Linked DNA regions of Homo sapiens: regions 1, 2, 3, 4 and 6 are each linked to region 5. Evidence: chromatin loops called from intact Hi-C (ENCODE). Cell type or tissue: endothelial cell of umbilical vein. All regions are shown on one strand. Each heading gives the region's core, and the rest is flanking DNA. Links, peaks and the distances in the headings are about the cores only.

The links. A loop is a pair of places that touch in the nucleus more often than their neighbours do. Peaks named below come from ENCODE experiments on the same cell type or tissue, not always from the same donor. Only the 100,000 strongest peaks of a DNase experiment are listed, where the experiment ranks them.
Region 1: it touches region 5 in a loop (2.8-fold over the local background); 7 of 110 quality-filtered maps call a loop at or near these places.
Region 2: it touches region 5 in a loop (7-fold over the local background); 6 of 110 quality-filtered maps call a loop at or near these places.
Region 3: it touches region 5 in a loop (3-fold over the local background); 2 of 110 quality-filtered maps call a loop at or near these places.
Region 4: a loop joins it to region 5, with 6 times the contacts of the local background. A loop is called at or near these places in 4 of 110 quality-filtered maps.
Region 6: a loop joins it to region 5, with 7 times the contacts of the local background. A loop is called at or near these places in 10 of 110 quality-filtered maps.

The regions. Positions count from the first base shown.
Region 1 is chr5:33,179,410-33,184,834 of GRCh38, forward strand. No RefSeq gene overlaps it. Among named protein-coding and RNA genes, the nearest start is that of LINC02160, 48 kb to the right of the region's middle. In endothelial cell of umbilical vein, for the core only: no CTCF peak of the experiment used is centred there; no DNase peak of the experiment used is centred there.
Region 2 is chr5:33,377,466-33,382,890 of GRCh38, forward strand. It overlaps the pseudogene LOC112267948. Among named protein-coding and RNA genes, the nearest start is that of TARS1-DT, 60 kb to the right of the region's middle. In endothelial cell of umbilical vein, for the core only: a CTCF peak has its summit at 2,567; a DNase peak (open chromatin) is centred at 2,546; H3K27me3 peaks cover 176 bases.
Region 3 is chr5:32,487,115-32,492,539 of GRCh38, forward strand. No RefSeq gene overlaps it. Among named protein-coding and RNA genes, the nearest start is that of ZFR, 45 kb to the left of the region's middle. In endothelial cell of umbilical vein, for the core only: a CTCF peak has its summit at 2,772 (motif pointing right); a DNase peak (open chromatin) is centred at 2,827.
Region 4 is chr5:32,939,971-32,945,395 of GRCh38, forward strand. No RefSeq gene overlaps it. Among named protein-coding and RNA genes, the nearest start is that of LINC02120, 4.8 kb to the right of the region's middle. In endothelial cell of umbilical vein, for the core only: a CTCF peak has its summit at 2,658 (motif pointing left); no DNase peak of the experiment used is centred there.
Region 5 is chr5:33,297,946-33,303,370 of GRCh38, forward strand. LOC124900637 (a long non-coding RNA gene) reads right to left here and starts at 28. Exons shown (of 2, transcript XR_007058725.1): 1 at 1-28. RefSeq lists an enhancer at 1,724-2,249. In endothelial cell of umbilical vein, for the core only: a CTCF peak has its summit at 2,188; a DNase peak (open chromatin) is centred at 2,166.
Region 6 is chr5:33,420,373-33,425,797 of GRCh38, forward strand. TARS1-DT (TARS1 divergent transcript) reads right to left here. Exons shown (of 3, transcript XR_001742630.2): 2 at 3,606-3,774. Among named protein-coding and RNA genes, the nearest start is that of TARS1-DT, 18 kb to the right of the region's middle. In endothelial cell of umbilical vein, for the core only: CTCF peaks have their summits at 2,854 (motif pointing left) and 3,059; a DNase peak (open chromatin) is centred at 2,839.

The sequences.
Region 1 (5,425 bases), core at 274-5,273, 120 kb before region 5:
TGAAAGGTAAATGTCTAAATACTTTTACTAGATACTGCCAAATTCCCTCTCCAAAGGCTGTACCAATTGGCATGTTTGAGGTTGTCAGTATGAGAGTGCCAGATTACATATAACCTCGCCAACAAATGTGTTGCCATACTTTTTAGTTTTTTCCAATCTGAGAGATGAAAAATATATTTCTGTAGTTTCAATTTGCACTTCTATATTATCAGTGAGGCTGAATAACTTTTCAAATACTTAAGGGTCAATTTTATATCTCTTTTTGTAAATTGTTCATATCTTTTCTACCAAGCTTTTGGTGTTTCTTCTCAATTTTAATAGTTCTTTATACATTAGGGATACTAGCCCTTTATTTGGCTGTATATTGCAAATAATTTTTTTCAGTTGTCTGTTACCTTCTTATTTATCAGTTTTTAATGATCCTTTAATTCTCACATATAAAATATACTACCAAGAGCTTATTTCTCTTTCCTATTTACCTTTACCTCTCTTTTATCCTCTCTCTTTTGTTTGCATCATTACATTGTCAGAACATGTAATATTTCTACATTATACTTATATCTTTGTACCCATATTTCTTTTAATCTCATATCTATGATAAAATCTAGTAGATGTTTACCATATACCCCATTTCTGAAGTTTTCCCAGTTGTCCCTTTATTTAGAAAAAAAAACCATCCCTAGTAGACTTTACCTATTGTTCTAAGATCTGAATAAAGAATCCCCAATGCAAAATTTCTTCCTAGTTCCACACTCCCCACTCTGCACAGTTGCTCTATTGCTGTCTTACTTTGTATGTTGTTTTGGAGAAGTCTGACTCCAGTCTATGTTTTCCTCCTTGTAAATCATTTAATATTTTTGGTAGGAGGGCTTAAGAAAATTATTTTTTAGATTTCAAAATCTAATAGTTTTACTAGGATGTGCCTCAAAGTTCACCATTCCAGGTTGATTTTTCCAGCTACCCACTGAGCTCTTACTATATGCACATACAGGTCTTCATTTATTTCTGGAAAGTGTTCTCGAATTAAAGTTTTAAATATTAGCCCTGTTCTATTGTTTTCTTTTTCTGCTTCAGGGACTATAGTTTTTTTTATTATTATTATTTCGATAGTTTTTGGGGGACTGGTGGTTTTTGGTTACATGGATAAGTTCTTTAGTGATGATTTCTGACATGCTAGTGTACCCACAAAGACTATAATTAATATGTCTTCTTCTTTGCCTGTCTTCCATTTCAGCCACTTCTTTTCTGTTCCATTTTACTTTTCTGTGTGTCACTTTTCAATATCTTTTATGTTTTCCTACTTCAATATACCATAAAATTTTCATTTCAGTCTGTCCTCCCTTAGGCACTCTTTAATTTAGTCTTCATATTTATGATAATTTTCTCCTTTTCCTAATTTCTTTCCTGAGTTTAGTCAATCTCTTTTGATTTCTATAGCTTTTTGTCCACTTTGCCTTTAATGTTTTCATATCAACAAATGCTTAAGAATTCTAAATCAAGTTTGGAGCTTTTTATTACATTTTTCTTCTGCTTCGTGATGCTTTCTGAAGACAAATTTTTATCGGATGAAAATTTTGATTTTGATTTTGTTATAGTAGATAGCAGATTTGTATAGATTTATTCACTTTTGTCTAATCCATTTCGTAGATGTGTGGTGGCTTACAAAATTTTTAGTTCAATGGTGCCCTCTTCTGTCAGTGTAGCAGAGTCTAGTTTCTTTAATGGATATTTTGGGGATGGGGGAAGGGCCCAGGAAGGTGGGATTTTTTTTTTTTATGTGGAAATACCATATCACTAAGTAAAGTATTTCTATGTTTATCATTTTTACATAGGTTTTCATTCTATGACTGCATCTTAATGAATTTATTCCGTCCCTAATGATGAAAATCTAAATCGAACACATTGTCAAATTAATCTCCATAGAAACTGTACTAATATATACTCCTACTAGCAATGTGTAAAAAGGTCTACTTCCTCACAGCCTCTGATATGCTATATTGGCTAACATATCTAACATTTTACTCCACAATTTTACAGGCCTGTGAAAAATGGCATTACAGAGTAGTTTTATTTTATATTCATATTATGAGTGAGTTGAGCATTTTTCGTATGTTTAGGGACCATTTTCCTAAATGGTTCTATATTTTCACATCCTCTACCCTAATCTGGTACATTTCTAAATAACTCTTTGAACCTTGAATAGTTTCTGTAATGAACACAGTGCTGGCCCTTGTCTACAAAAGCTGCATTTTAAGAAGTAGAACAATTAGACAAGACTGAACACCTGACCTAGAGGAAGAAAAATCATAGGCTGAACTGATCCAAGCAGATTTCCCTTACCCTTAAATTTGAACTAATCCAAAACTGAGTCACTTAAGCTCATAAGTTCATAAGCTCTTAAGATAAAATATCCTGTAGATTTGGGATTTCAGTTTCCATTGGAGCTAGGACCACCGTAAGCCAAAGTAATCAGCTGGCTGAAGCTACGAGTAAAATGGGAAACAGAATGCTGATTGGCAAGCAGGAAAAAATGGGAAGGACACTCAGTGAAAAATAGAAATCAGAGATGGTATGACTCTGGAAGACGTGAGGAAGAGGCTTAGCTTGCTTCAGTGTGATGGGAATTTCTTTTTATTGTCTTTGATATTGCCTGTTGTAGCCTTTTTTAAAAAAAATTACTTTTTTCTTTGAATTAGTTTGTGTGAATTATTTTTTCCTTGATTAGAATGCCTTTCTTATGGAAAACACTAGTTTTGCTCTCTGTTGCTTCAGGGGTACAAATAAAGCCAATAGATGAAATATACAACGAATCAAAGTCTAACTTGATTATTCAACTTATGGAATGAATTCTCTCAGGAAGGTGAGTGCTTCCTCTTATTGGAACCATTCCAACACAGACTAGGCAATTACTAGGCAGCAATGTCAGAGAAAGGATACCAGTATCAAACGAGAGATTGAATTAGATGCTGTTTAAGCTTTATTTCACAACTGAAATTTTAAGAGTCTATGTATGGTCCTTTTATCTATTCAATGTTTGCTTATTGAATGAATTAAAGACTCTAAATCAAAAATACTTTTATTAAAATAAAATATATTTTGCTACTGGAAGGAATAATTCTTCCAAAACATCTAGAAAACAATTTTCTAGCTAGTGAAAAGGAAATCAGCCTGTAATATCTGGAACTAGTCTGACATGTGTGGCTGGGCTTCACTGTTGTTAAGAAGCTGGCCTTGTACTCACAGTTAGGCCATGTTATTTCCCTGTAGGACATAAACAATTTCACATGACACCAATATCAGAAAAGGTCACTCTGAGACCATGATAAAGTGAGACAAAACAACGTCAGTTTATAATTTTATCTTAGCATAGACAAAATCAAGGTCATTATGTCCCCCACGAAATACCCAACCTCCCTATCTCCTGGCTAATATGAGTGACTGCTGTTCCTTTACAAAAAAATAGCTTTATCCTCTTTCTTGTCTGCCCTCTCTGTTCACTGAGATACCCAGTCACGGAATTGTCCCCACTTTTTGAGAGTACCCAATCTAGAGCAAATCTCTGCTTTCTTGGACCCTCCCAAAAGTCACCCCACCAATGCTCAAATGCTATTATAGGTTCTTTCCAGCACCCTTGTATTGGTCTGCTCAGGCTGCCATATAAAATGCCATAGAATGGGTGACTTAAACAGTAGAATTTATTTTCTTACAGTTCTGGAGCCTGGAAGTCTGAGGTCAGGGTGCTACCGTGGTCTGTTTGTGGTGAGGGGTGACTTCCTGACTTGTAGATGGCTGCTGCCTTCTCGTTGTGTCCACATATGGCAGGGGTGGGAGGAAAAGGAAACTCCCACCATATCTCTTCTTATAACGGCACTAATCCCATCATGATGGCCACATCTTCATGACTTCATCCAAGTCTAATTACCTCCCAAAGGCCCCGTCTCTAAATACAATTACATCAAGATCAGGGCTTCAACATATGAATTTTGGGGGGACACAAATATTCACTCATAACAACACTATTACTGAGATGTCCCACGATTCCATGGGATTTATTCTCTTTCATTTTATCAAATAATAAATCATCAACTTGTTCAACTAAAAGTGTGTTTCTGGTGTTCCTTAACCAAAGAGCATTTTCATTAGAAAATGCTGCCTTTTGCAAAAGTTACTGCCATGTTGTTTCATTAAGTTTAGAACACTGGGCAGGTGGAAAGTGTTTAACAGATAGTAGGTATTCCTTGAAAGAAAATTAAACGAGGGTGTTGAGAAAATTGCTTAAACTGTACTGCTAAGAACAAAGCCCTGATATTTGCTTTTTATCTGCTTTTCTCCATTCATATCACACTACAAACAAGATGGGTTTTTGGAGGATGAAGTTGTCATTTAATGAATAAAACTGACTATTTAATGTGACTGCAAATTGTATCAACAGATTCAAGCTGGTAGCGGCTTAGTTCATACTGACATCATTCAATCTGCTAATATTTGTCCAGAATACTTAGGTTAATACACTCTCTGTGGTTCTGCATTTAGGGACTATTATATCATTTAAATATATTAATAGTTCTCCAAATGTCCTCAGGCAATGATAGTGGAATGCAAAATTCTCAATCTGATGCAAGCATAATTTACGGATTTTCCTTAATACTCATCTTTTTTACCATGGGTTTATATCAAAATACTAACAGAATAATCTCAGGCAGGCGGAGTAAATATAGTCAGGCCACAAACATTCCTTTCAGCCAAAGGTGCCAAAATTTCCAAAGTATGCCCTCTCCCCTTGGGCAGATAGCATCCTCAGTCTTCAGACACAACTGTCTAAAAACTGACCCCCTATAAGATTCATTCAAAATTGCATAATAACTTTTAGGCCCAGAGCTTCTAACAACAAGTGAAATCCAAGACGCAAAGAATTTAAATTACTTTGTACTGGTTAACTGAAAAAAAGCTGGCTTACTTACACGTGAAACAGATACCACACCTACGGTTCAGTTTTAATGGAACTAGAGCTCCTGGTGCTTTATACATCTTTCTCTTTTAATCAGTAATGTTGTAAATTACATAAACATCTTTCACAGCTTAAGGCTTAAAGCCTTTTATCTAAATGTAAACACTGGGCTAGGTGGGTAGAACCCCCCACCTAGCAGAATACCACAAATACAGAAAGTGCTTCTAGATAATACAGGGGAGGGGTACCTTATCAGGGCTACTCACACTTAAATATGCATAGGAATCACATGATCTTGTGAAAATGCACATTCAGTGGGTCTGTGGTGGTATTTGATAGTCTGTATTTCCAACAAGCTCCCAGGAGCTGCCCATGTTCATGCTGCTGGCCCATAATTAATTATTATTCTTTCTTTGATAGGAAAGCTACAAGTCTGCTATTTTGTAGAAATAAAAATATCCCTTTGAGATTTCCTTC
Region 2 (5,425 bases), core at 179-5,178, 79 kb after region 5:
ATTTAAAATAGGAATAAACACTTTTTCAGGGTTGTGGGGATTACCAATGGTTTATGTAAAGAAGTAGCACATATTTGGTCCTCAAGCAATGTTAACTATTACTGCTATCAAAACAAGGAGAAAAGCAGGTGGAAGCAAGATATCCTTAAAATATACACAGTTTGGAGACTTCACTCAGCCAGTCACCTAGATAGAGAGCTTTGGCAGCCAGGTAAGCCAGCTAGCAGAAGGCTCCTAAATGCCTCCAGTCAATCATTCATCCCTTCACTTTACCAACATATAGCGAGTATGTGAACAGTGTCAGTATACTTGCACTGTTCACATACTCACTATATGTTGGTAAAGTGAACTGAACATATAATGCAAAACAAAGTCCTGACTCTCCTGAACTTCACCTGTACCATCTAACACATTTGCATACCTATATTTTTCATTTTTCTTAATTGTACCTTCACAGAGAACTAAAGGGTCGGAATTTGATCCTTTGCATTTTAAGGTGTTTTTATTTCTTGGAAAAATGTTTGCCTATATTAACATGTAATTTCCACTGTACACCTAAAAATAAGAAAAATTATTACTATATAAATTCACAGGTGGGAAAACCAGGGTGGAGAAGCTTTTGTTTTTGTTGTTCTTATTAGCATCAAGTGGCACTGCTAGGTCTAGGATCTGTACTCTCAGATTCTTGATTAAGGATTTTTTTTCCGAATCCCAGGTTGACAATAAAGATACGAATCACCACTTTAGGAGGCTGTGGCAGGCGAATCACTTGAGGCCACGAGTTTGAGACCAGCCTGGCCAACATGGTGAAACCCCGTCTCCACTAAAAATACAAAAATTAGCCAGGCGTGCTGGTGCATGCCTGTAATCCCAGTTACTGGGGTGACTGAGGCACTAGAATAGCTTGAATTTGGGAGGCAGAGTTTGCAGTGAGCCAAGATCACGCCACTGCACTCCAGTCTGGGCAACAGAGTGAGACTCCGTCTCAAAAAAAGAAAGATCTCAATCACCATTTTGCCTAAGAGCTGTCTGGATAACTCCTATGTGAAAATGCTCTAGGTGAAAGATATAGGAATGTAGTCACTCTTTGATTATAATACAACATGAACAGTATACTAGACAGAAGTGCCCCTGTATCAAATTCTGCCTACTAGTGGATCAAATTTCAGGAAGTTCCTACTTCAGAACTCTATGTGTTGAAAGACACCTAAGTACACATCTAATGGAGACACTTTCACCAGACTGGCATAGAATATAATAAGAAAAGACCAAAACGAATAGTCCCTGGCTTCCTGGTGACTTTTATTGGAATAAATTTCCTAGAAGGCTGGGCCACATCTAAGTTCTCACCAATAGCTCGATATTTCACTCTAAACCCATACCTTGAAATCCAACAAATCAGGAACCAGTTCAAATGTCATCTCCTTCCGAAAACCTCCTTGATTGCCCTATTAAAAGTGATCACCAATCATCTTTTGTGTCTCAGTCTGGCACATGCTATATCCTGAAGTCATATTCAGATGGCAGAGAAGCAGATGGACCGTGCTGAGACTCCACATAAGGACATCATAAAAAAATAAAATAAGAAATATAGATTGAGGTAAATTGTGAAGGTCCCTAAATGCCAGATTTAAAAAATCAGATTTTCCTCTACAGGCAAGAGTACCTGCTGGGAAAACTGGAGTATTTACAAAATAGAAATATAGTGATGTGATCATTTGTGCTTCTGAAGGAAAGGAAGAAGCTGGAGTAGAAATCAGGGTTTAAATAATGTGAATGATTGAGAATCTAAACAGTTATTTTTGTCTTGGAGATGTTTTTAGATTTACATTTCACTAGCCAGATTTGCTTCTAATCCAATAAACAAGCTGGTAGTATACAATTGCAACTGAACACCTGAATGGTCAAGGCGGAAAATCGTCTCTGCAGCACCATCATCTGTGAAATCCTGGAGGAATTCTCCTAAATCGCTACTTTCATGGACGATAGCTCCTACTTTCCAACAACCCAGGAGACTCTGAAATACAAAGTACTCTTTCTAAAAAGTTCAGTAGTTGATTTAACCAAATACTGATTGCCTTTGGAAAGTAAATTTTTGCTTACACAGGTATCATTACAGTCACCAAGAGAGTCTGGGTGTCTTCAGTAAGCAAACCCATTATTCATTTACAACCAACACTGCATTCCTCTTCCTAAGTGGCATGGGAAATCCTGAGGTGCTCTCACTTCTATGTGTAAGACACACAGACTGCTTTGCATGAGTCGAACCATGAGTGGTCAGGATGGACTTATAGCATCCCCCAGGTGAAATCTTCATGGTTCCTCTCCATCCGCACTGACTCCAACTCACCAACTGTGCTTGGAACAGCTTCGCGTTCCAACTCCCTGGAAATCTGTTGTCCCAAGCCAACTTGCGGTCACGAATCCAATCATATCCTTGTGCAGCTGAACATCTTTGACGAATCTTCGCCATTTTGTTTCACCCTTGCTTGCCCCAAGAGCCACTTCCCTTCCAGCTGGGTCAGCCAAAGACCTCTCTGTCCCTCAGTCTTCTAGCGCCCCTCTATGGTACTTCTGTTGTACTGCAAATAACGTATGCTAATCCTCCTTTCATTGTTCCTCATTTCTTCCCAACTACTCTTTGCTACCCGCAGTAAGTAAAGCACCAACTTTACCTAAATTGCACTTTTCATTTTCTCTGTAACAATGATCTTCCCACTTTTGGTTTGCTTACTTACCAAAACATGGAAAGCTAAGTACCCATTCACATATTTTGTAAATGTTCTCTCAAATTTTTCATCATAAATTTAAATAATTGCAAAAGGTGATGTTTCCGGTGTATTGTAAATAACAACATTTAAAAACAAAACTGCTGCATGTTTTTATAAATTCGTCCAATGAAAGTTAAATACCCTAGCAACTTGGTTTGCAACTATTTAAAAACACATAAATGAACATTTAACATACATGCTACATCGTTGCTTTTTTTAGGCATCAAAAAGAATGCCCCTCACATAATTTACCATAATAAAATATATCTTTATGCTATTTTAATCACCCTGTAATACTCTCCGCAACTGACATATGTATGTTATTTGAAATATGAATTTACTTTTAATTGCTTGTATCCATAATCCTCTCATCCATATAATTTCTTCTAGATTGAAGTAGCCATTGAAATTATTGGTAGTATACAATTGTTCCAAACAACATATATATTACAAAGTTCAATAAATAACTAAATTGAACATAAAAAGTAAAATTTTATTGGACATATGTCTTTTAATAAAATGAGAATTTTTTCAATTAGTTCACTAAATAATAATAATTATTTTAATGAGACACAGCTCAGTATCAATTTTACTCATGTTTTTTATTTTTTATAAATGTAAGTACTGAAAAAACCTAGTCCTATAAATATGTATAGAAGGAATTTTATTATAGCAATATAATTTAATGATTTGAACTCTTTTTAAGTTACATAGCAAAAATTCCACAAGGAACCATCTTCAAGAGTCATTTTTAGTAATTTGCCAACTGGCTACTTTTATTGGAAACAAGGAATTGGAAGCCACTTGAGTTGCAAAAGGTCTATAATCTGACAAAATCGTCCACTTTCTGAAATCTGGAAAATACAACAAAAAGGCTTTATCCAAAGTTGTCAAGTGATTGATATGTCTTGTTCACTTTCAGGAAACTTGTTTAACCCAATATATACAGAAAGGTTTGAAAAACTCGAAATAATATTGACTTGAAATGTGGAAGGGATAGCAGGCACCATGTCCAGCCATGAAGGTGGCAAGAAGCCCCTGAAACAGCCCAGAAAGCAGACCAAGGAGATAGAAAAGGAAAATAAAGGTTTTTCAAGCAGAAGCCAAAAGTGGAGCAAAAGAAACTCAAGAAGCTAAAAGCAAAGGCTACGAGGAAGGGCCCCAGGCCACAGGTGGAATTAAGAAATCTGGGAAACCATGAACTGTTCCTTATGCCTGAGGCAATGGTGCCCCTTGATTCCATTCATATTTAAAGATCTGCCATAACATGTCTTGCCACCTGGCTAGAATGAAATGTTGTCTTGGAGCCTGCTGTACATTTAAGAATAAACTATTGTAAAAAAATTACACTGTCATACATTTTTCAATAAAATTATTTTATCTTCATTTGTGTTTTAAATGCACTTGCAGGTTTTACTCATTCAACAAGTGGAGAATCCTTGTCAAATTAAGTCAGACAGCCAAGTCAAGTATTGTTGAAGAAAAAGTCTGAAATTAAATAAGTATTGAATTAAATTTAAGATTATTACATGTGAATTCTAAATACAAAATAGGAAAGAGAAGAAAGGAAGGACATATAGGGATTTTTTTCTTTTAAGAGAGAGAGTCTCTGTTGCCCAGGGTGGAGTGCAGTGGGTGCTATCCACTAGTGGTTCTAGTAATCTTCTTGTTTCAGCCTCCCAAGTAGCTGAGACTACAGGTGTGCACCACCACACCCAGCTGACTTTTCTTTTGTACAGATGTGGTCTGACCTTGAAATTTTAGCCTCAAGCAATCCTCCCACCTTGGTATCCCAAAATCCTAGGATTACAAGCATGAGCCACCACACCTGGCCTCAGAAATAGAACTTTGTTATGAGTGTGTTACCTGGATGCAATAAAGTGCTATAGTCGTGTGTATGTGTGTGTGTGTGTGTGTGTGTCCAGGTCTTATTCTGTTGCCCAGGCTGAGGGCAGTGACACAATCACATGTAACTGCAGCCTTGACCTCCTAGGCTCAAGCGATCCTCTTACCTCAGCCTCTCAAGTAGCTAGGACTACAGGCATGCACCACTACACCTGGCTAATTTTTGATTTATAGAGACAAGGTCATGCTATGTTGCCTAGGCCAGTCTAAAACTCCTGGACACAAGCAGTCCTCCCACTTTGGCTTTCCAAAGTGCTGGGATTACAGGTGTTAGCCATTGCACCTAGTCCAGTGCTATAATCATTAATATTCATTCAGCAAGTATGTGTTGAATGAATGTACCAGAGCCTAGTTCCTAGGGATATAGCAGTAATCAAAAATAGATGAAAGTCTTTGATATAATAGCATTACCATGAAAAGAGATGGAGATTACAGGTGAAGTAGGTATTAGGGAAAAGATAGTTCTCTTTTAAATATTTTGTTTGAGATGATTATTAGACATTCAAGTGGAGCAATCAAATATGCAATTTGAGTCTGGAGTTCAAAGAAAAATTCAAGGTAGCATCATAGATTTGGGAATTTTCTTCATACAGATGAAACTGGATGACATTATGGAATGAGTGTAGATAGAAAGGACTAGAGACCCAATGTTAAGATAAATAGGAGAAGAGGATAAAAAGGAGACTAAAAAACTGTAGCCAATTAGGTAAAGAAAAACATGAAAAAAGTGTTATCCTGGAAGCCAAGGG
Region 3 (5,425 bases), core at 192-5,191, 810 kb before region 5:
TTCTAAGTGTAAGATTATATCATCTGTGAACAGATGCCTTCATCCTTTCCAATTTGGATGGCTTTTATTTCTTTTTCCTGCCTAATTGGTCCGGTAGAACTTCCAGTACTCTACTGAACAGAAGTGGTGAAAACATGCATCCTTGTCTTGTTCCTGATCTTAGAAGAAAAGTTTTCAGTCTTTCACTATTTAATATGATGCCAGGTGTGAGTTTTTCATATATGGGCTATATTGTGTTAGGTATTGCATTTTTGAAAGGAGTAGCTTTTTGCGGTCATTTTATTTAATTGTATAACCTTTAGTGAGTTACATTGGACAATATGACCGGGCATGTTTTTGATGGGAAACAGAATATGGAGCACATTTTTGGCTTAGGTAATATCATGGTCTGGAAGTTAATGGGCTGCTCTAACCCATATTAGAGTCTGCTGAGGCCAAAATATAAACTGTCCGCGAGACAGATCTACAAAAGAGCAGTGGCTGGTATTGAGGGAATAGATTCATGAATGTAGAAGCCAGGAACGTTCTGGTACATGCCTGATCTCTTCTCCCAGGAGGAAGGGGGAGTTAGCTGTGCTCTGGCAGATTTTTGAGCTGAAAGGGTTGCACGACTGAAAATCTGGAAAATGTTTAGGGGAATCTCCATTTCCCTGGCCTCAGTTATATTCTAGAGTAACACTCCTGTTCTCTCTCCCACTCCTTATCCACTCACTCATCTCTATGAGAAGAGGACTAATTTGCTTGATTGGTGACTTAAGTACAAGGGCCTGGGCACCTTTGCTCAGTTCTTTCCCTGCCGTCTTCCACGATGTTTGCTTGGAGATCATTCTGGCCTTTGCCCTGCTCTGTGGCAAGCTCTGAAGCCTGTTTCACACACATGTTGGATGTCCAGGGATGCCTGTGGCCCAACAGGTAAGTCTGTATTTGTTCAGGGGTAAAATATTGGCAAGTCCTTCTAGATGCACCCTTAAACTATGTTTTCCCATCAGCTTGTTAACAACACTGTCAGCTTTTGATTTATATCTGTCTGCCTCCATTTTCTTATTCCTCCATTGATTCCAGACTTAGGAAAGGCAGAAAAAAGTATTATTTTGGCTTTCTAAGCACTATGGAGTAGTATGCAGCAGTTAAAGAGAAATAAGTAGGCCAGGCGCTGTGGCTCATTCCTATAATCCCAGCATTTTGGTAGGCCGAGGTGGGTGGATCACTTGAGGTTAGGAGTTCAAGACCAGCCTGGCCAACATGGTGAAACCTCATCTCTACTAAAAACACAAAAAATTTAGCAGAGCATGGTGGCATGTGCCTGTGATCCCAGCTACTCGGGAGGCTAAGGCAGGAGAATTGCTTGAACCCGGGAGGCAGATGTTTCATTGAGCCAAGATCATGCCATTGCACTCCAGCCTTGGCAGCAGAGTGAGACTCCATCTGAAAAAGAAAAAAAAGAACTAAATGGCTTCAGAGAAATGTACATGGAAAGGTTTATTGATAAAACATATCTTATTGTTAATTTAAAAAGTCAAGCTGTAAGCTGGGCATGGTGACTCCTGCCTGTAATTGCAGCAGTTTAGGAGGCTGAGGCAGGAGGATTGCTTGAGCCCAGAAGGTCAAGGCTGCAGTGAGCCATGATCATGCCTCAGCACTTTAGCCTGAATGACAGAGCATGATCCTGTTTAAAATATATATATATATTTATATATATTTATATATAAAGAAAAAAATCAAGCTGTAAAAGAAAAAGAAGACAGATATAATATCATCCTATTTATGCTAATAAAAAGCTCCACAAACAATAAAACTCAATATTTCTCTAGTACATTTATGTATGTGAAAACATATAGAAAGTTCAGGAATAACAATGGCTTCTGTATGTTGGATTTGAATTTTTAAAACAGTAGAATATGTCTCTGTAATTTACAGTTAAAAATGAAAAAATCATGTGTGTGAGTAGAGTGTCTGACTAATGGATAGCCCCTTTTGAAGGTTCTGAGGTCTTTTTCTATTATTTTCAGGTTATGAGTTGTGAGATTTTCCCTGATTGGGATTGTAGGAGAGGAGGGATGGATATGCCAGCCACGTGGAACCCAGGGCTGCAGGGTGAATGAAAGCTCCTGCCCTGGGAGCAGATTCTGGGATCCATAATGAGGGCTGAGTGTTGGGCTAGAAAAGCAGACCCCGCATAGGATTGGGGAAGCTGGGCAGGCAGGATTGGGATTGAAGTTTGGGTGCCAGGCTGAATTTGGGAGTTGATTTTTTTTTTTTTTTTTTTTTTTGTATTTTAGTAGAGACGGGGTTTCACCATTTTGCCGAGGCTGGTCCTGAACTCCTGAGCTCAGGCAATCCGCCTGCCTCGGCTTCCCAAAGTGCTATGATTACAGGCGTGAGCCACCGGGCCTGGCCGGGGCTTGATTTTTATTCACTGCTTTCTGTGACATGCACCGGTGGGTTGACTGGGTTTAATGTATAGAATTGGGCCAGAAAGAACTGTGCTTTTAAGCACAGCTGCTCAATGTCTGCATTTGTGAAGTATCAAAGTACCCAACTAATGTTTGACATGCATAGACTAAATCTGGGGATGCCACCAGAGCGAGGACACTATTACCTGTCACACAGTCCTGCTGCAGCTTCTTTACCTCACACGGTCCTGCTGCAGCTTCGAGGAGGACTCTGCACCTGCAGATCCTTAAAAAAGCTCTGTCTGGGTGTCCAATGGAAGAGCGGTGAAATGCAAGAATATAACAACTCTCAATTTTCTATCGTCCTTTACCTCCACCACGAGAGGGCGCATGGATTTCGGTCAGAGAAGTGACTTGGGCCTGGGCAGGAGGCCAGGCTGGGATAATTACTTCCAGGTGTGGGGGGCTCTGTGCCTCTTCCCAGAGGCCATAGAAATGAACCCTTCAATTGGCCAAATAGATTATGTCATTTTGACTATTGATTCTCCCCTACGGCTGCTGGTTCTAACCCAAGTTTATAACAGTCACTGCGTTAACAATTGCGTTTAACTCTTGATTGTCCTAGCTTTCATTTGATAATTCTTTGAGCTGGCTGCTGCTTCTTTCTTATGTGTTTACTTTCAGGCCACATCATCAGCCTTCTGCAAATATGGCAAAAACTGAGTGGGAGAGGAGGGTATCATTTGTCCTCAGTTTTGTCACTAAAGACTACATCACAAAAAAGGCCCATCCCTTTGTAAACAGAAAGAAAAGAGAAAAATGGCACAGAAATTCCTAGAAGCAGCATTCCATCTTTTGTTTGTTGGTTTCATTTGTTTCGTTTTGAGGTTGTGAGCAGATGGCCCAGCTGCATCAATAACAGAGTCAGAGCTTACTAGAAAAGAGCGGAGATTTAAGAGAGTGGGTGATGCTAATAGCTCACCCCATCTCCCTTTGCACTATTTCTCCAAGTAAAGACTGCCTCCTGCCTGCATCTGAGCTGCTTGTAAAAATGCAGCTTTCTGGCCTGCATCCCAACCTAAGGAATCAGAATCTGGAATCCTGAATCTGCATTTTTAATAAGTTCCCTAGTTGATTTCTTTATTCTTTTTTTTTTTCTTTTTTGAGGCAGGGTCTCACTCTGTTGCCCAGGCTGGAGTACAGTGGCATGATCCCAGCTCAGCTAAACTCTGCCTCCTGGGCTCAAGTGATCCTCCCACCTCAGCCTCCCAGTAGCTGGAATTACAGGTGTGCGCCACCATGCCCGGCTAATTTTTGTATTTTTAGTAGAGACGGGGTTTCACCTTGTTGCCCAGGCTGGTCTCAAACTCCTGGCCTCCAGTGAACCACCTGCCTTGGCCTCCCAAAGTGCTGGGATTACAGACATGAGCCACCACACGTGGTCCCCTAGTTGATTTCTTATGGCTATACATTACATTTGAGATTAGAGGTAAGCCTCCTGGGGCGAGGCAAGAGGGGAGATGTGACACCCAGGGATAATATTTCTGCACCAGGATTCAGGCAGGACCTTACCCCGAGACAAAGGTCACATAGCCCAGGAAGCTGCCCTGTGGAAAACAAAGCAGCCAGTAGCTGGGCCTGAGGATGGACAGGAGAGGCTGTGAAGCTACAGAAGCCGGATTCAGCCCCACTGGGAGCTACAGAAGCTGGACTCAGCCCCACTGGGAGCTACAGAAGCTGGACTCAGCCCCACTGGGAGCTACAGAAGCTGGACTCAGCCCCACTGGGAGCTACAGAAGCTGGACTCAGCACTGCTGGGAGCCATCTAGATGGAGAAATGGAAACTCTGGAAGAGAATCTGAGGATTCCCTGCTCTTTGCCACTTAGAAACACCCAGAAACCCCAAGTGCAATGCCCAACAGTGTTGATTCTATCTGCAGAGCACCTCTGAAAAATTACTTTCCATAGTGCGGGAAAACTCCTTAGTCGCACTTCCTAGAGTTTCACCAAATACAGCTTGATTCGTGTGGGATTTTTGTTTTGTTTTTAGATCTTCTTTTTAAGTGCAAATCCCCTTGGGAAAATGGAGCTCTTGTTCAGACCTTGGAGAAGATTTGCTTATTACCTCTCATTACATAGTTATGATCTTTTACCCTAAGAAGCAAATGAAACATTTTTGTTGAATTCAGAAAAAGAGGTAATTTTAGAGCCCAGGGAAGCTTAAGGGGTAGAAGAATGGGGATAGAATATTAATTCCACGCCAGATGTGGTGGCTCATGCCTGTAATCCCAGCACTTTGGGAGGCCGAGACAGGAGGAACACTTCAGCCTGTTAACAGTGGCGTAATGGTGGGGGTCTGCAGCAACCTCAATTCTTGCCTCCCCAGAAGACAAAATTTGACCAAGGGGCATAAGGCAGAAGGAGAGACTGAGGCAAGTGTTAGAGCAGGAGTGAAAGTTTATTAAAAAGCTTTAGAGCAGGAATGAAAGGAAGGAAAGTACACTTGGAAGAGGGTCAAGCAGGGGACTTCAGGGATCAAATACGTGGTTTGACCTTTTGACTTGGGGTTTTATATGTTGGCATACTTCTGGGGTCTTGCGTTACTTCTCCCCTGATTCTTCCTTTGGGGTGGGCTGTCCGCATGTGCAGCGGCCTGCCAGCACTTGGTAGGGGCTGCATGCACAGTGTGTTTACTGGAATTGTACACGTGCTCACTTTGTGTCTCTATCTGTATCTCTCTTCATGTCTCTCTCTGTCTCTGCATCCATCTATCTATCTATCTATCTATCTATCTATCTATCTATCTATCTATCTATCTATCTATCTATCTACACATATGTATCTCCAGCCTGGGGAATATAGTAAAATCCTATCTCAAAAAAAAACAATGAACATGATGAGAGAGAGACAGAGTTGCAGAGACAGAGAGAGACATGAAGAGAGATACAGAGAGAAACAGAGACGCAAAGGGAGAGGGACAGAGACAGAGGCAGAGACCTTATTGGCTCACGCCAATGTCAGGGCTGGCGAGT
Region 4 (5,425 bases), core at 149-5,148, 360 kb before region 5:
ATTTTTGTATTTTTAGTACAGATGGCGTTTCATCATATTGGTCAGGCTGGTCTCGAACTCCTGACCTCAGGTGATCCACCCACCTCGGCCTCTCAAAGTGCTGGGATTACAGGCATGAGCCACCACATCTGGACAATTTATAATTTTTCAAATTTTTTTTGTAGAGATGGGGGGTCTCGCTATGTTGCCCAGACTTGGTCTCAAACTCCTGGGCTCAACTAATCCTTCTGCCTTAGCCTCCCAAAGTGTTGGGATTGCAGGCATGAGCCACAGTGCCTGGCCATACTTTTTATAGTCACAGAAATGCAGAAATTATAAAACCTCAGAAAAAGAAAGGTGGCTGAAGATGATCTTGCTCAAACTCTTTATTTTATAGGTGAAGAAATGGAAGCCAAAAAAAGCTGAAGGAGACTGTTAAAAAAAAAAAAAGCACTGAGATTCCAGAGTTCCTCTCACCACATCATAGTCAAGATGTTGTTTTGAGTGTCATTTTGGCAAAAACCATACATACACCAGCAAATTTTGTAGGTGCCCCGTAGAGAATGCGCTTACTTATTTTCTTGGTTACATGGGATTGTAAAGCTTGAAATTCTTTCAGAGATCATCGAAGTCCAAACTGTTTATATAGAAATGAGAACAGGAAGGTCCTAAGAGGTGAAATGTCCAGTCACATAGCTAATGAGTGGTAGGCTTGAAACTGGAATCCAACTTTCTTAACTCCCAGGCCAAATATTCTCCATTCCACCACTGCTATCTAAGTAAGACAGGGAGGTCAGTGAGGCTGTTCCAAAGCACAAAATACTGTTATGTAAGGAATTGAAAAGGTGTTACTTCAACATTATGAACTTAGCACAGAAGCCTGCAGCAACTAGGGATTAGCAGGACTAATTCTACTTATTATTTATCAGCCCAGCATTGGAGCTCCTCTGGCAATGTGCAGCTCTGCATTAGCTTTCTGCTTTATAGCATAGTTACCTTGGGGAAAGCTGGACTTCAAGGTCAAATAACTTTCCTCAAGGTTATATATTCAGTCATCAGCTCAAACAAGTCGAAACTCAAGGTGCTCTTGGTTAAGTCCAACCCAGGACAAAATAGTAGAGCAGAAAATGTTCCATTTTCAGTATATCCTATTTTTTCCTCTATGTCTTCTCTTTCTGTTATTTTAACATGTGAGTGCTGGGACACATGGAACATGGATATACATAAGAAAAGAGAACCAGGAACTGGGAGTCTAAGGTGTCAGTAGCAGTTAGGTCAATAGTGAGAAGCCAAGACATACACGTGAGTTTGTAGCTAGTTTAAAAGATGGAGTCAGAGGCTAGCTAGGTATTCATGCAAATACATGAGCAAGGAATAGAAGAAAAGGTCCAGGTAGATATTCAGAAAGCAAAAACCAATAAGGATTAAAGAGGCAAAATCAAGGCCAGGTGCAGTGGCTCACACCTGTAATCCCAGCATTGTGGGAGGCTGAGGCAGATGGATCAGTTGAGGTCAGGAGTTCGAGACCAGCCTGGCCAACATGGTAAAACCCTGCCTCTACTAAAAATACAAAAATTAGCTGTAGTCCCAGCTACTCGGGAGGCTGAGGCATGAGAATTGCTTTAACCCGGGAGGCAGAAGTTGCAGTGAGCCAAGATTGCACCACTACACTCCAGCCTGGGCAACAGAGTAAGATTCTTTCTTAAAAAAAAAAAAAAAAAAGAAGAGACAAAACAAGATAAACTCAGATAAGTAAACAGCGAAGTATCACATTGTATATCATAAACATATACAATTTTTATTTGCCAATTATATCTTAATAAAGCTGGGGGGATACAAGAAAATATATGTCCACACAAAAACTTGTGTACAAATTTTCATAGCAGCATTATTCATGATGGCCAAAAAATGGAAACAACCCAGATTTCCAGCAACTGATGAAAGGAAGAATAGGGTATATCCATACAGTAAAGTATTTGGCAATAAAAAGGGAAGAAATGCTGGTACCTGCAGTAACATGGACAGATCTTGAAAATATTATGCTGAGCGCAAGAACACAGTCACAAAAGGTTACATAATATACTATTCCATTTGTATGAAATGTGAAGAATAGGCACATTTATAGACACAGAAAGTAGATTAGTGGTTTCTAGGTACTGGGGTAGGAGTGGGGGAGTGACTGCTAATGGCTATGCAGTTTCTTCTTGGGATGACGAAAATCTTCTGAATTAGATAATGGTGATAGTTGCACAACTCTGCTAATATCTAAAAACTGATGAATTGTGTACTTTAAAAGGGTGAATTTCATGGTATATGCAGTATATCTCAATAAGGCTATAAGAAGAAGAAGAAGGAGGAGGACGAGGGGGAGAAGAAGAAGAAGGAGAAGGAGAAGGGAGGAGGAGGAAGAGGAAGAGGAGGAGGAAAAGGAAGAGGCAGAAGAAAAGAAGACGAAGAGGAAGAAGAAGGAAGAAGAAGAAAGAAGAAGGAGAAGAAGGAGAAGGAGAAAAAGAAAGAAGAAGAAGAAGAAGAAAAGAAGAAGAAGAAGGAGAAGGAGAAGGAGAAGAAGAAGAAGAAAAAGAGATTCTCAGAAGTGACAATAACCCATTGCTTGAAACCAGGTGATTGCATGCTTTCTGTTAAGGCATAGAAGGGCCTCCTGGTGGTTAATTTGGGATTTGCAGGTAGAAGTTGGTAATACCTTTGCCTGAGATAGGGCATGTGTAGCCTGGAGAAGGCACGTCCATACACAAGGCACCCTGTCACATTCAGTCATTCACTCAGTACATATTTTCTGAGTGTCTACTGCGAGTGTCAGATACAGTGCTAAGTTCTTGACTTTTAGTGACAAATTATAAATAAAGCTCTTGACCTCCTGAGGCTTCCATTGCTAGAGAAGGCAACAAATGATAAAGGAATAAATGTAGATATTCACAAGTGCTTTGAAGTGACAGAAAAGAGATTAGCAATGGTGATGATGGTACTACTCTAGACGGGGTGGTCAGGCTTCTCTGAGGTGTCACTTGTGCGGACATCTGAGTGAAGTGAATAAAAGGTCCCTCAAGTGGTTTCTCCCAAGGCACTAATACTGCCCATCTTGTCCACCTACTTTGCACATCAGAACACTTCTAGCCCATTGTTAGTTATTTTACCTGCTGGAAAGCCCTGCTTTCTAATCTTTAGGATGATGAACAACTAAACTAACTGGCTCTTCTATTTGAAGAGACCCATGGTACCCTTCAAACCACTCACTTTGGTAGTGGTATATGCTTCTTGGTACTTTCCTTCTCTATAGATCATTGGATCATATTGATCACTTAGAGGGAGCAAGTGATGTTTAAGTCAAAGCTAAGACCGGAAGACCGAAGAGCTAAAGAATAGGGAGGTAACTACAGCAAAGTCTGCTGGGATTCAGTAAATCTGAGGCAGGCTGTTTCCCAATCTTTATATTGCTCCCTCTGCTCTCACTGCCAAGGAAAGAGGAAAAGAACTGTATTAGTTGGGATCTAACCAGAAAACCAGAAACACCAAAACTACCTTCAGCATCTAAAACAGGGATTCTGATGAAGGGAACTAGTTACACAAGTGATGGAGAAGTAGAGAGCCAAACCAGGCTGCATAAGCTTCAGTGAGTGAACCCCGAGGCCAGGCATTATCATCCGTCAGCTGGAAGGAAGTGGCACTCACCATGCCTAAGGGACTGAGACCACTTGACCAAAGCTGGAATTGTCGTGGGTCTGTCTGCTAGAAGGGACGTAAAGAAAATGTAGCTGCTACCAGAGCAACCACTAAAGGCTGGGGGCAGGAAAAGGGGAATAAAATACCTTGGGTTGTCCCTATAACCCCTGCCTTCTAATTCCCACAAATATTTCCCATGGGTGAAACCCAGCCAGAAGCCAGGCAATATGGGAGTATGGGGAAAGTAGCCTGCAGGAGGCTATGCCCTTTGTGATAGAAAGAAAAAACAGGGTAGGGGTGAGGAATAGATTTGAGGGCACATATGCCCAGGCCTATCGGACGAGCTGTGTGTGTGTACTGAAATGTTCCTAAGTACTTCTCATGAGGCAAGTTCTAGGTTAGGACCTTTCACAAACATACTCTCATTTAGTCATCATAGAAGTCTTCTTTTGAAAGTAGGAATGATTATCACCCTCTTAAAGATGAAAAATCCCAGGTTCACAGGGTTTGTGGAATTTGTTCATGGTATGATACTAAGTTAAGTACAGTGAAGTCAGGATTCAAATCCATCCCTGCCTGATTAGTAACCCTCTTCTCTTTCTATTGTTTTATATATATAGATATATATGAAGAAAAATATATATTTATATTTAATCTTTTTGGACAGTTTAAAAACATTTTTAAAAATTTTTTTAATTTTTGAGATGAAGTCTCACTCTGTTGCTCAGGCTGAGTGAGTATAGTGGTGCCATCACTGCTCACTGCAGCCTTAACCTCCTGGGCTCAAGTGATCCTCCCACCTCAGCCTTCTGGGTAGCTGGGACCACAGGCATGTGTCTCTATGCTCTGCTGTGTTTTTTTGTTTTTTTTTTTTTTTAATTTTTGTAGAGACAGGGTTTCAGCATAGTGCCCAGGCTGGTCTCGAACTCCTGGGCTCAAGTGCTCATTGCAGCCTCAATTTCCTGGGCTCAAGTGAGCCTCCCACCTCAGCCTCCTGGGTAGCTGGGACCACAGGTGTGCGCCTCCATGCCCTGCTGTGTTTTGTTTTTGTTTTTGTATTTTTGTAGAGACGGGGTTTCAACATAGTGCCCAGGCTGGTCTTGAACTCCTGGGCTCAAGTGATCCACCTGCTTCGGCCTCCCAAAGTGCTGGGATTGCAGACGTGAACCACTGCATCTGGCCTTCATTGTATTCTTGACCCCTCAGGATATTCTTGACCCCTCAGAAGGGGGCACATCTCCTTCCTAACCACAGATTTTTCCTTTTCACCTCTCCTGTGGTGCCCAGGCAACTTTTGAATAACAGGTAGAGTCTCTGTACTCTATCCTAAGACTAGAGTACAGGAAGATATGATCTTTGATTCAAGAGAAACCTCATTTCAGATATAATTGTTGATGTTACAAAACTATATTGAAACCATCTCTCTTGAGGAGATTTACATATTAACTGCTTTTGTTTTATCTACTGCAAAGCTAAGCAGAGATGCCTATGCCTACATTTTCAGAGACCAAGACTGAGTTTTATGCGTGGGGGGTGTTTGCTCCCGGGCAATGAGGTAAGAGACTAAAAGAGCGAGGGTGGGGCTTTCTTTCCCCAGATCTCAGGTGAAACTTCTAGGTTGACAGCAAAATCCTCCTTTCATTTATAAATGGACTATGTTTGCTCTGGAAGCATCTGAGAGGATAAATATGGGATCCCACAGAAGCCACAATGTTATTTTTACAGTGTCTTTTCTCATTATAACTTCAGTTCAAGTCTTGTTTTTTCT
Region 5 (5,425 bases), core at 258-5,257:
TCGTGTCTTCCGGCCAGGGTAGGTGTCTTCCCCCGGCTCTCTTCCTGCTTCTGCTATCGCGCACCCTGCTGGCGCACCCTGCTGGCGCACCCTGCTGGCGCACCCTGCTGGCGCACCCTGCTGGCGCACCCTGCTGGCGCACCCTGCTGGCGCACCCTGCTGGCGCAAGTTGCGCCTTGGGACTGGGCCTGAAAAGGGAGGAGTTATTCATCTTAAGCTTTCAGGCCCGGGGAGAATCTTACAGTAAGCCCTCTGGGAGTTTGAGTCTTAAGCATGAACTGCCTGATTCTCCTTGCTTGGCACTCTGCAAATAAACACTTTCCTTTCTCCTGCTGCAAACCTCAGTGTGGATATCTGGTCTTCCTGCGCTGGGTGAACAGCGGTTTGATACCAAAAGCTCCAGAGAAACTGCAACTAAATTCTTAGATGCATCTAGTACTATCTGTTAACTAAATGAATAATATAGTTTGCTCACAAAAGTATTCCTATTTAAAAAATATATATATATGTGTGTTTTGTGACTAATAAAATACCAAGTCAGGTACAGTGTTACTGAATTCATAGTTGCTTTTTGTCACTATGTGTTTTCATTGTCAACATACACTATAAATATAACTATTATCATGCAACATTCCTTCAGTTTATTTTCTCCATCTTATAATTTTCAGACAGACTAGGAAACACTACCCCCAAAATATCAAATTACTATCAGCATAATTTCCTAATAAACCTGTTCACCATGCTCATCTCAGAGTTCTGGGTAAAGTGATTTCTAGTTGCAACACAGTACATATGGACTTAAAAAGTTTGTAAATAAAACCATAAAAGAAAAAATATAAACTAATGATTATTTTTTAGTGAAAGGAATAGACTTGATGAATGTAAAGGAAAAAATATGACTATGCTACCCAGTAAAATGCCAATAGTCTTTCAAGCAGGTTTCTAAAATCCTAGCAACTCCCTGGAATTCACAATTCAGTAACCCAATATTTGAAGAAAGAAAAAACAAGAAAATGAACAACATGCTAGCATATCACTCCTTCCATAATTGTTGCTCATGCACACCAGAGCATGGATGAAGCTGAATGCACAACTTTTATGTTTAAATTGATAAAGGTAAAACTAAAGAGGGAAAGGGCTAATTAAGCATGTTCTTCAGCATCTTGCAAACTGAAAAAAAAAAATTACAAATAAGAAGTAAATTTTGAAAAATGAAAACTAACTTCTTTGGCAGAGAAATAATTAAATATTGAGCTGTTCCTAAAGGATTATTTTAGAAAACTCCAAATTTTTACTCTTAATTTTTACTCTCAATTCTCACATAATTTTTCGGTACAATATTGTAAGACACGCAAAATATTACTTAAACGTGTTTATAAGAAATAGAAAACTTTCATCGCAGAGGGTTTGATCACATGATTCCCCAGTTGCCCAAATCATCCTTTCTTTGAAGCGCATTGGTGATAAGGGAGATAAAAATAGTTTAAAATTCCACCCTGCTTATGGGATTTTTTTTAATATTAAGCGATCCCTCAAATTCCCATTTAGCTGTAACCCCCAAGGCAGTCTATTTAAGTTAAAAACACACACATACACAAAAAACAGGCAGAAGCAGTCAAGTGGAAAAACAAGAAATAAGAGTATTGAGACTAGTATATACTATTTTTTTAGCAAATCACTTCAACTCTCTGGGTCTCATGTACCTAGTTGTAAAATGCAGAAGTAGGATTGCTAAAAATCTATGATTCTACAGTCAACAAAGCATAGGAGGTCTCTTTCCTTGTAGCTAGAGATGTGGTAAGGACAGAGTCTCCCTAACCGCAACACTGCCCAGCTCACATAATTTCACTCCCTCAGGCTAAGCCTGTCAGCATGTCTTCTGGGGAACAAAGAGAGAACTCTGATGAAATTAGGGCAACTAATACCCAAGGGACAATTACAATACAGTGATTATCTTCTACAATTACTGGCTTTTAGTTTTCTCAAAGACTTCAGGTTTATCTATGCTGAATCTCCTTTGGAGAGATCCATGATGTCTCGAAGCAACATAGCTAAATTCCTTTTCATCTAAAAGTCATAGCTTTTGACAGATGCTATCATGGAAGGAAAGAAAGCACATTCTGTACCAGCTGCAATTACAGTTGAAGCATTAAAAAAGAAATGTTAGAGGTGGTGGTGCCATCTAGCTGCTGTAACGGTGAGACGTAACCTATTTTTATAAACTCCTGTAGGAAAGCACATATTCTGATCGTTTTCTATAGGCAATGAAAGGCATAATCTTTCTTTCTGTGTAATATCTCCTTGTAGAAAAGTAAACAGAGGCTCAGAGAGGTCAGTCAGCTAGTCAGCTAGTCAGTAGTAGAACCAGGATCAGAGCCTGGTTCTTTTGATTCCTCTTTCCACTTCCTCACCACTAATGAAAGACAGGTCCCTAATCTTCAAAGCAAGTTCTGCTTTCACATCGCCTCTCCACACAGCAAATAAATCACTACATTACAGAAGTATTCTCCCCTTCTTCCACGTGAAGGAAAATGATTTACTAGTCACCCTCTGAAAACCTATTTCTAAGAAGATCCCCTAAAAAGGAGTCAAAGGTATCTGAAAACTTCCAAAATTAGTAACTAGACAGTTTTGTTTTCCACTTGGAAATCCCTATAACCAGGTTCCAAAACCACCACAAAGCTTGGCCCTGTCATACCAGTATTGAAGATTTCCTCCCTGCTAACACGTAGGAGGACTGACTACACTAAAGCAGAAACATAATCTTTCTCTTTTTCTTCTAGTCACACTTGTATTGCTGTTCCCCAACAAAGGCATTGTCAGAAATGGAAGAAAACGGATTCAATGTCACTAGCCCCTGAGGCCCTCTCCCCAACCTTGCGCCCACAAAGAAACCACTCTCCTTGAACAGAGCAGCACTTCTAAGAAAGTTCCCCAATAAATATATACCTGCATTCATACACGCATATCACCACCACTTTGCTTGAAACCCAGGATATTTTTTTAGTTACAAAAGTAATTTTTTTGTGACTTTTTTGTAATAGTTTAATGAATATAGAAGAGTTTAAAGAAAAAAACAGTTTCTAGCTTCCCTACTCAATCCCATTTTCTTGACAAAATCACCATTAATAATTTGGTGTATAGATTCTTTATATTTTTTATGTTTTATGTTTGTGTAAATATATGTAAAGTATACATATTTATACTGTTTTCTTTCTTCTTCTTCTTTTTTTTTTTTTTTTTTTTTGAGATGGAATCTTGGGTCTGTTTCCCAGGCTGGAATACAGTGGCATGGTCTCAGCTCACTGCAACCTCTGCCTCCTGGGTTCAAGTCATTCTCCTGCCTCCGCCTCCAGAGTAGCTGGAACTATAGGTCCACGCCACCATCCCCAGCTAATTTTTATATTTTTGTAGAGATGAGGTTTCACCATGTTGGCCAGGCTGGTCTCAAACTCCTGACATCAAGTGATCCACCCACCTTGGCCTCCCAAAGCCCTGGGATTACAGGCATGAGCCACTGCGCCCAGCCTATAGAGGTTGTTTGTTTGTTTGTTTGTTTTCCGTGAAATTAGACTAAGCATTTTACTCCAAAATTTGCTTTTTATTCCGTTTATCTTTCTGGATATCCTTCCATGTTGATATGTATAGCCTTAACTCATATGGTTTAATAGCCAAATATGGCCAGGCACGGTGGCTTGCCCTTGTAATCCCAACACTTTGGGAGGCCAACGCGGGAAGATTGCTTGAGCCTAGGAGTTTGCAACCTGCCTGGGCAACATGGGGAGAACCCGTCTCTATAAAAAAAAGAAAATTTAATTATCTGAGCATAGTGGCATGTGCCTGTGGTCCCAGCTGCTGGGGAGGCTGAGGTGGGCTTGAGCCCAGGAGGTTGAAGCTACAGTGAGCCTTATTCATGCCACTGCACTTCAGTCTGGGCAACAGAGTGAGATCCTGTCTCAAAAATAAACAAAAAAATAGCCAAATATAGTCCACAATGGAGCTATGCAATACTTTTTAACCATAATGTACAGAATGGACATTCAAGTTGTTTCTAGTTTATTTTTTCTTTCTTTTTTTTAAATCATGAAGGACATTGTTATAAACATTCCCATATACGTCCATTCTTGTTTTCTGGAGTTCTTATTTCTATAAGATAGAGTCATAAAAAGTGGCATTCCAGTTATTAATTGTTAGATAACAAACCACACCAAAAAAAGCTTATGAATTTAAAATTGGGGCAATGCTTAGCACAACAACTCATGCAGCTTTGGCTGGGGTAGCTCAAATGCGGATAGAGGATTCATTTCCAAGAGCAACCACAAGTTGTTGCTGGCTATTGGTGGGAGCTGTTAACAAAGGACTTCAATTCCTTTCCACCTAGGCCTCTCCATGGACTGCTTAGGCTTCCTCACAGCATGGCAGCTGGTTCTAGAAGCAAATGTTCAAGAGAGAGAAAATGGAAACTGCTAATCTCCTAAGGCCTGGTCCTGGAAACTGGCAGTGTCCTTTCAACCATATTTTATTGGTCAGTCAGTCATAGAGCCCACCTAGATTCAAGAGGATTGGACATAAACCTATCCATAGGAGGAGTAGCAAATTCATATGCAGCCAACTTTAATCTATAAGTAAGATTGCTGAGTAAAATTATCGTGCACATTTTTAGTATGAATAAATATCGCCAGATCCTTTTCCAAAAAGGGTTAATTTATACATTCAGCAAATATTTGAGGGATATTAATTGTTTGGCAATGTTCCAGATATAGAATAGAGCAATGATCAAAACAAACAAAAACTTTTGCTCTGATATAGCTTAAATTTAGAGTTTGTAGATAGATAATCAATCAATCAATCATATGTCAGGTGGTGATAAATGCCATGAGAGAAACAGAGCAGAGAGGGGATGAGGGAGTATCTGGGAGGAGAGGGTGAAATTTTAAATAGAATAGGTAGGGAAGGTTTCACTTTCAATGTAACAAAAAAAAAGTAAGTGCAAGCCCTGAAGGGGTGCATGCTTGAGATGTTGAAAGCAAGGTGACAGGAGGAGAGTGAGCATGGGAGAGCAAGATTGAGAGGTAAAAACGTGTGGGCCAGATTGTGTTGGGGTAATTCATCCTCCCATAACCCTGTCTACTAGTGATATATCCTACACGCATATATTTATTGGACATCTGTATATTCTCTTCTGTGAATTACCCTCAGGATAAAGTAAAATAATAAGACATATGCCCTCAAGGTGAACCCTTTATTGGAAACTAATGAAATGGTTTGTATGAGGATGCCGAAAGAAAAAGATTCAATGCAGGCTACAAAGAAGAGAGCCTGAAGGATGCTGTCCAAAGGCTTAGGTTTGACATGTTAATTGTAGTGCTGTAGAGGGTGGGAGGACAGCCCTGGTCGCAGTATGTAAGGGCATGAGACATTCTGG
Region 6 (5,425 bases), core at 341-5,340, 120 kb after region 5:
CATCAAGTGGGTAAGTTAAAAATGGAGGCGTGCAGACAAATTGGCCGTTTAAAAATTAAACTTATCCAGAAAGACAGTTCAACTCAGAAAGCATTTCACTTCTACAGCACCTTGGCTCACTTACTGATAATCTCTGAAGAGACATTTTTACAAAGTGAATTTGATGTGTAGCTATGTTCTATTCACTTTTATCACCAGAACTCCCTTTCTATCAAAATAACAAGAATTTGAACTCAAACTTTAGAAAGGAAAAAAAAAACAACTCAAGAGAGAAAAGGCGAGTGAAGCAGGATTTCTGTGGCTTTATTTCTTAAATTGAAAAAAGACAGCATCAGAACAAATGGTGCCTCCAGGGCTCTTGGCTGCCCTTTCTGTCCTTCCATTGTGTAACCTTTAGGAAACGACTTAGTTAAAAATAAGAAACTTTTAAAAAATAGAATTTTCTCACCCAGATATTTAATTGGTTTATTTGCAGAGATAAAATGTCCTTCTCTGATCTAAAGATGAACTTCCAAATTACATGAAAATTCATACAGAATGAGAAAATTTACTAAATTCAAAAAATGATGTTTTCGGGATTGGAGTTGTTGAAAAATAGCATCAAGATTTGAGCAATGGGAGGAGGTTTTCACTGTTAATTATTTTATCGCTAACATTTTGTCCAATTTAAGATAAATTTATTTTCTTTCCTAGATGGCTCTGGGATTAAAGCAAGTCTCAAACTCGAGGTAGAGTTTTGTAGCCAAGTTACAAGAGCTTGACAAAGTTTATCATGGGAACGCTGACGCCACCTTACAACAATGTGACTAGCACCACTATAATGTTATCAAAATATGTGGGAAATAATTTGTTTCAGTAATAGAGAAGAGAATATAAAATTGCCACACTGAAATAAAGTACATTTTCTAATTGTTTGCTGATTCTAACACAACAATTTTGCAAAACATGAAGTAATTTGAGGGAATGTAGAAATCCAGTTAGCACATACATGAGAGATATGGGCACGTGATATCCAACTTGTCTTGCTCCCTCTCTGAAACCAACTGGAATATTCCTGCAACATGCAACTTTTGTTTTTTAAGTATAAGTTCATCAAGAGGATTTAAAAAGAGGTAGAAAAATACTGAAGCCTGACCACAGAAAACAGGAAAAACAGCCGAAGGCCTCAATTTTCCAACCCAGGAATAGATAAAAAATACAACTGAAAATAGCTCAAGAAAGATATTACACAGGTCCTGGCTTTCCTTCATTTTGGAAGTGAGCAGGGAAAGCAGAACAAAGATGGGGAGAACGAATGCAAGAGCTGGTCTCTTACGGTCGCAAAGCTCCATCCTATTTGGATAGCCATGGTTTTACCTGCATTCATGACACATCACATCTCAGTATTGATTCAGAGAGTGGTCCCATTTTCTCATCTCTGGAAGAATCTCTGTGATCACTTCTTAACTTTTGGAAAGTAGATTAGTCCAGCTACTTCATCATCCACAGAGAAGTTAACCTCTGGGCTTCCCATATGTTCTAGCTCTTTAATGTTGAGCTCTTCCAGTTTCCGTAGCTCATCTCCACAGGGAGAGCTCTTCTTGGGAGAATGTGTCCATTCACGTTTTCTAACTATCATCATCTTGATAGCTTACAACTATATAGAACTTTCCATTTTCCACAACTCCTTCAAATATCCAACAGCACCTCTGTGCAGTAGTATTATTCTTCTCAGTTTACTGAGGCAACAGAGCCAGTATTAACAGGCTCACTATTTATATACATAATCCAACCTTACACTCACTCTGGAAAAAGGATTTATTGTAACTTCACAGTTATAAGAATTACATAAATGACTTCCCTATATAAGCAATATTTAACTGCTTTTGGACACCAAGACTTCATTTTGAACATTTTGTAGAAAATCCTTCTCAAAAGGCTTGTATGTCACAAAGCACTGTCAATATAATTTAACCTGTTCTCGAAGACACAAGGTTGTAATCAGAAACATCTGTTATTTTGTAATGATGTAAGATAGATTTGTTTCTTTGAGTCTAGCAATCCTCCCCTCTCCTCTTATCAGGCTATCTGCTGCAATTCTGCCTCTTACAGCCCTGTTTCTCTCTCAAATCCTCTCGCACAACTAAGTATTGGGAATCATAAATAAGAGAACCACAATTATTAAGAACTGCATGTTAGACAAAGTTCAAAGGATTACATAAAAATTAATGTTAATTAGTTTGGTTCAGAAACCTAAAAGTTATTTCACTTCTCAAAGAAAGCTGTTTTAAAAAACTTATTTTCTATCCAGAGCCATTTTAAGAAAAGAAAACCTGAAATTCCCAAAGTCCGAAATTCAGATAAGCTAGGTGTGTGTGAACTTTAATTTCCACTTTTATTCACATCTACCCAATTTCTTACATCATCCTGTAAATTATCTTCAAATAGGGTTTTAAGGCAGTCTAGTAATCTATGAGTAATAACTACTTTTTATCTATTGTTATTGATATTATATTGAATCATAGAATTTTTTAACAATTGGTTCCCCAAATTACTTTGAGTGATAGTTCAAGAAGAAAAAGAAAAAATTATCATTACCAAAGTTGACAGCTGATGTAAAAACATCATTTCAAACATCATTCATTTTAAAGAGAGATGGCTCCACTGGAATAGAAATCAGGAGGTCTGGTATTAATGCTAGCTAGCAGTGTGAATTTAGCTAAGTAATTTGATCTATCCAGTCCAAATAGTCTTTTTTTTTAATTAACAGATATGATTGAACAAATACAGTTTTTAAGGTCCTGCTCAACTCCCAGATCTTGATATTTACAAAAAAAAAAATTAGAATAGCAAAAATCTGTGACAAGCGTGACATCTAGTGGCTTTTCAGTTTATATACATCCTGACCTATCAAGAATTCCAACGAAGTCACCATTGATTACTATAGTCTCATGCATGCAAATATTTAGAATTTTTAACTTAGAGGAATCTAGGGGATCATATACTTCAACCTTCTCATTTTCCACTAGTGAAAACGGAGAACCAAAGTGGTAATTTTTGTCCATGCTTAAGGTCACAGAGGTAGAGGTTGCCCAAAGCCTACTGACTCCCAATCCAGCATGTTTGTCATTACATTTGTACCCTCAAAAGCCAAAGAAGGAAAGAAATAATACTTTAAAAAATTGTATTCCTTTGTACAAAATTATTTTCTAATATCAAACCTGTTAGTGATAATTACACTGTTTTGTAATGTTTGTTTACTTATTTAAGTTTTTCTATAAGTTTCATGAGGTTAGAAACCCCAGGCCTCACTCATCTTTGTAGCTCCAGCACCCAGGCCTATACTGACCCTATCACTGATGCCCTAATCTATCTATCTAGCTAGCTAGCTAGCTATCATCTATCTAATCTATCTCTATCATCTATCTAATCTATTATCTATCACCTATCTATCATCTCTATAAAGCAAGAATAGTACATTGTCAATATATCCTTTTTAAAATGTAGTGGGGAGTGTGTAATTTTATAAAATGAGCACATATTGTATATGATTTGTGTGACCAAAAGGAAAACACATTTATTGGGCTGGGTTTTCCCACCTTTCCTTTGAAAAACCAAGTATTTACCTTCTGCATTATTTTGGTGGGGCTGACCCAGTCTCCTGCAGTCCCAGTGAGTTCATGACCAAAGCTTGGCAAGTCTCCATTTGTCTTCCAGTGGGCACAGTGACTGGCTCAGGGACTTTTCCGGTAAAGCCACTGGGAAAGATGGCTCCTCTTCCTCTGGGATCTTGAGCTACAAAGATGTAAAGATAAAATAGAAAAATTAGTGGCCCTTTTCTCCTGGCACATGGAAATAGCTTTCGTAAAACTGAAGTTAGCACGTGAAGGGAAGCAGAGATAGAGACTGGATTCATCATTAAAGCCTCTGAATCTGGCCATGCCATTTTTTGTTTGTTTAAACTTGCTTGAGCGGGTTTCTGTCTCTTGAAATCAAGTGCTGATAATATTAAAATATATCACTCAAAGGCTGAGTGCAGTGGCTCATGCCTGTAATCCCAGCACTTTGGGAGGCCAAGATAGGTGGATACTTGACGTCAGGAGTTCGAGACCAGCCTGACCAATATGGTGAAACTCCATCTCTACTTAGAAAAAAAAAAAAAAAAATTAGCCAGGCATGGTGTCACGTGCCTGTAATCCCAGCTACTTGGAAGGCTGAGGAAGGAGAAGTGCTTACCTGGGAGGTGGAGGTTGCAGTGAGCTGAGATCATACCACTGCACTCCAGCCTGGGTTACAGAGCAAGACTCTTGTCTCCAAAAAAATAATAATAATTAAAATATATGACTCAAAAAAGCAATTTTTTGAGGACAAGCCTTTCAGTTCCCAACTGTTTCCATGCAAAACAAGGCAGTTTTATCAACTCAGCTTGAAAATAGGAAATCATATCCTAGATATGAGATACCAATTATCTCTTCCTCCTTCTCTTAATGCTTATATTGCAGCATCTGATTCAGCTATTGAAAATGTATTGCGAATCTTTTTTCAATCCTTTTTTTATCTTTAATTTTAGGTTTAGGGGTACATGTGCAGGTTTATTATATAGGCAAACTGTGTGTTTTGGAGGTTTAGCACACAGGTAATGTTGTCACCTGAGTAATAAGCATAGTACCTGATGGGTACTTTTCTGACCCTCTCCCTCCTCTTACCCTCTACCCTCAAGTAGGCCCCAGGGTCTGTTGTTCCTCTCCTAGTGGATCCATGTGTTCTCATTGTTTAGGCCCCATTTATAAGTGAGAACGTGAATATTCATTTTTCTGTTTCCTGCATTAGTTTGCTTAGGATAATGGCCTCCAGCTCCATCCATGTTGTCACAAAAGATGTGATCTTATTCTTTTTTGTGACTGCATAGTACTCCAGGGTGTATAGGCACCACATTTTCTTTATCTAGTCTACTGTTGATGGGCATTTAGGTTAATTCTGTCTTTGCTGTTGTGGATAGTGCTGCAATGAACATACCATGCATGTGTCTTTATAGTAGAATGATTTATATTCCTTTGGGTATATACCCAATAATGGAATTCCTGGGTCAAATAGTATTTCTGTTTAAAGAGCTTTGAGAAATCACCACACTGCTTTCCACAATGGCTGAACTAATTTACATTCCCACCAGCAGTGTATAAGCATTCCGTTTTATCCACAACCTTGCCAGCATCTGTTTTTTTTAAAATTTTTTTAATATTAGCCATTCTTACTGGTATGAGATGGTGTCTCATTTTGGTTTTGATTTACATTCCTCTAATTATTAGTGATGTTGAGCGTTTTTCATATGCTTATTGATTGCATGTATCTCTTCTTTGGAAAAGTGTTCATGTCCTTACCCCACTTTTTAATGGGGTTGTTGGTTTTTTGCTTGCAAATTTGTTTAAGTTCTTTATTGATTCTGGAC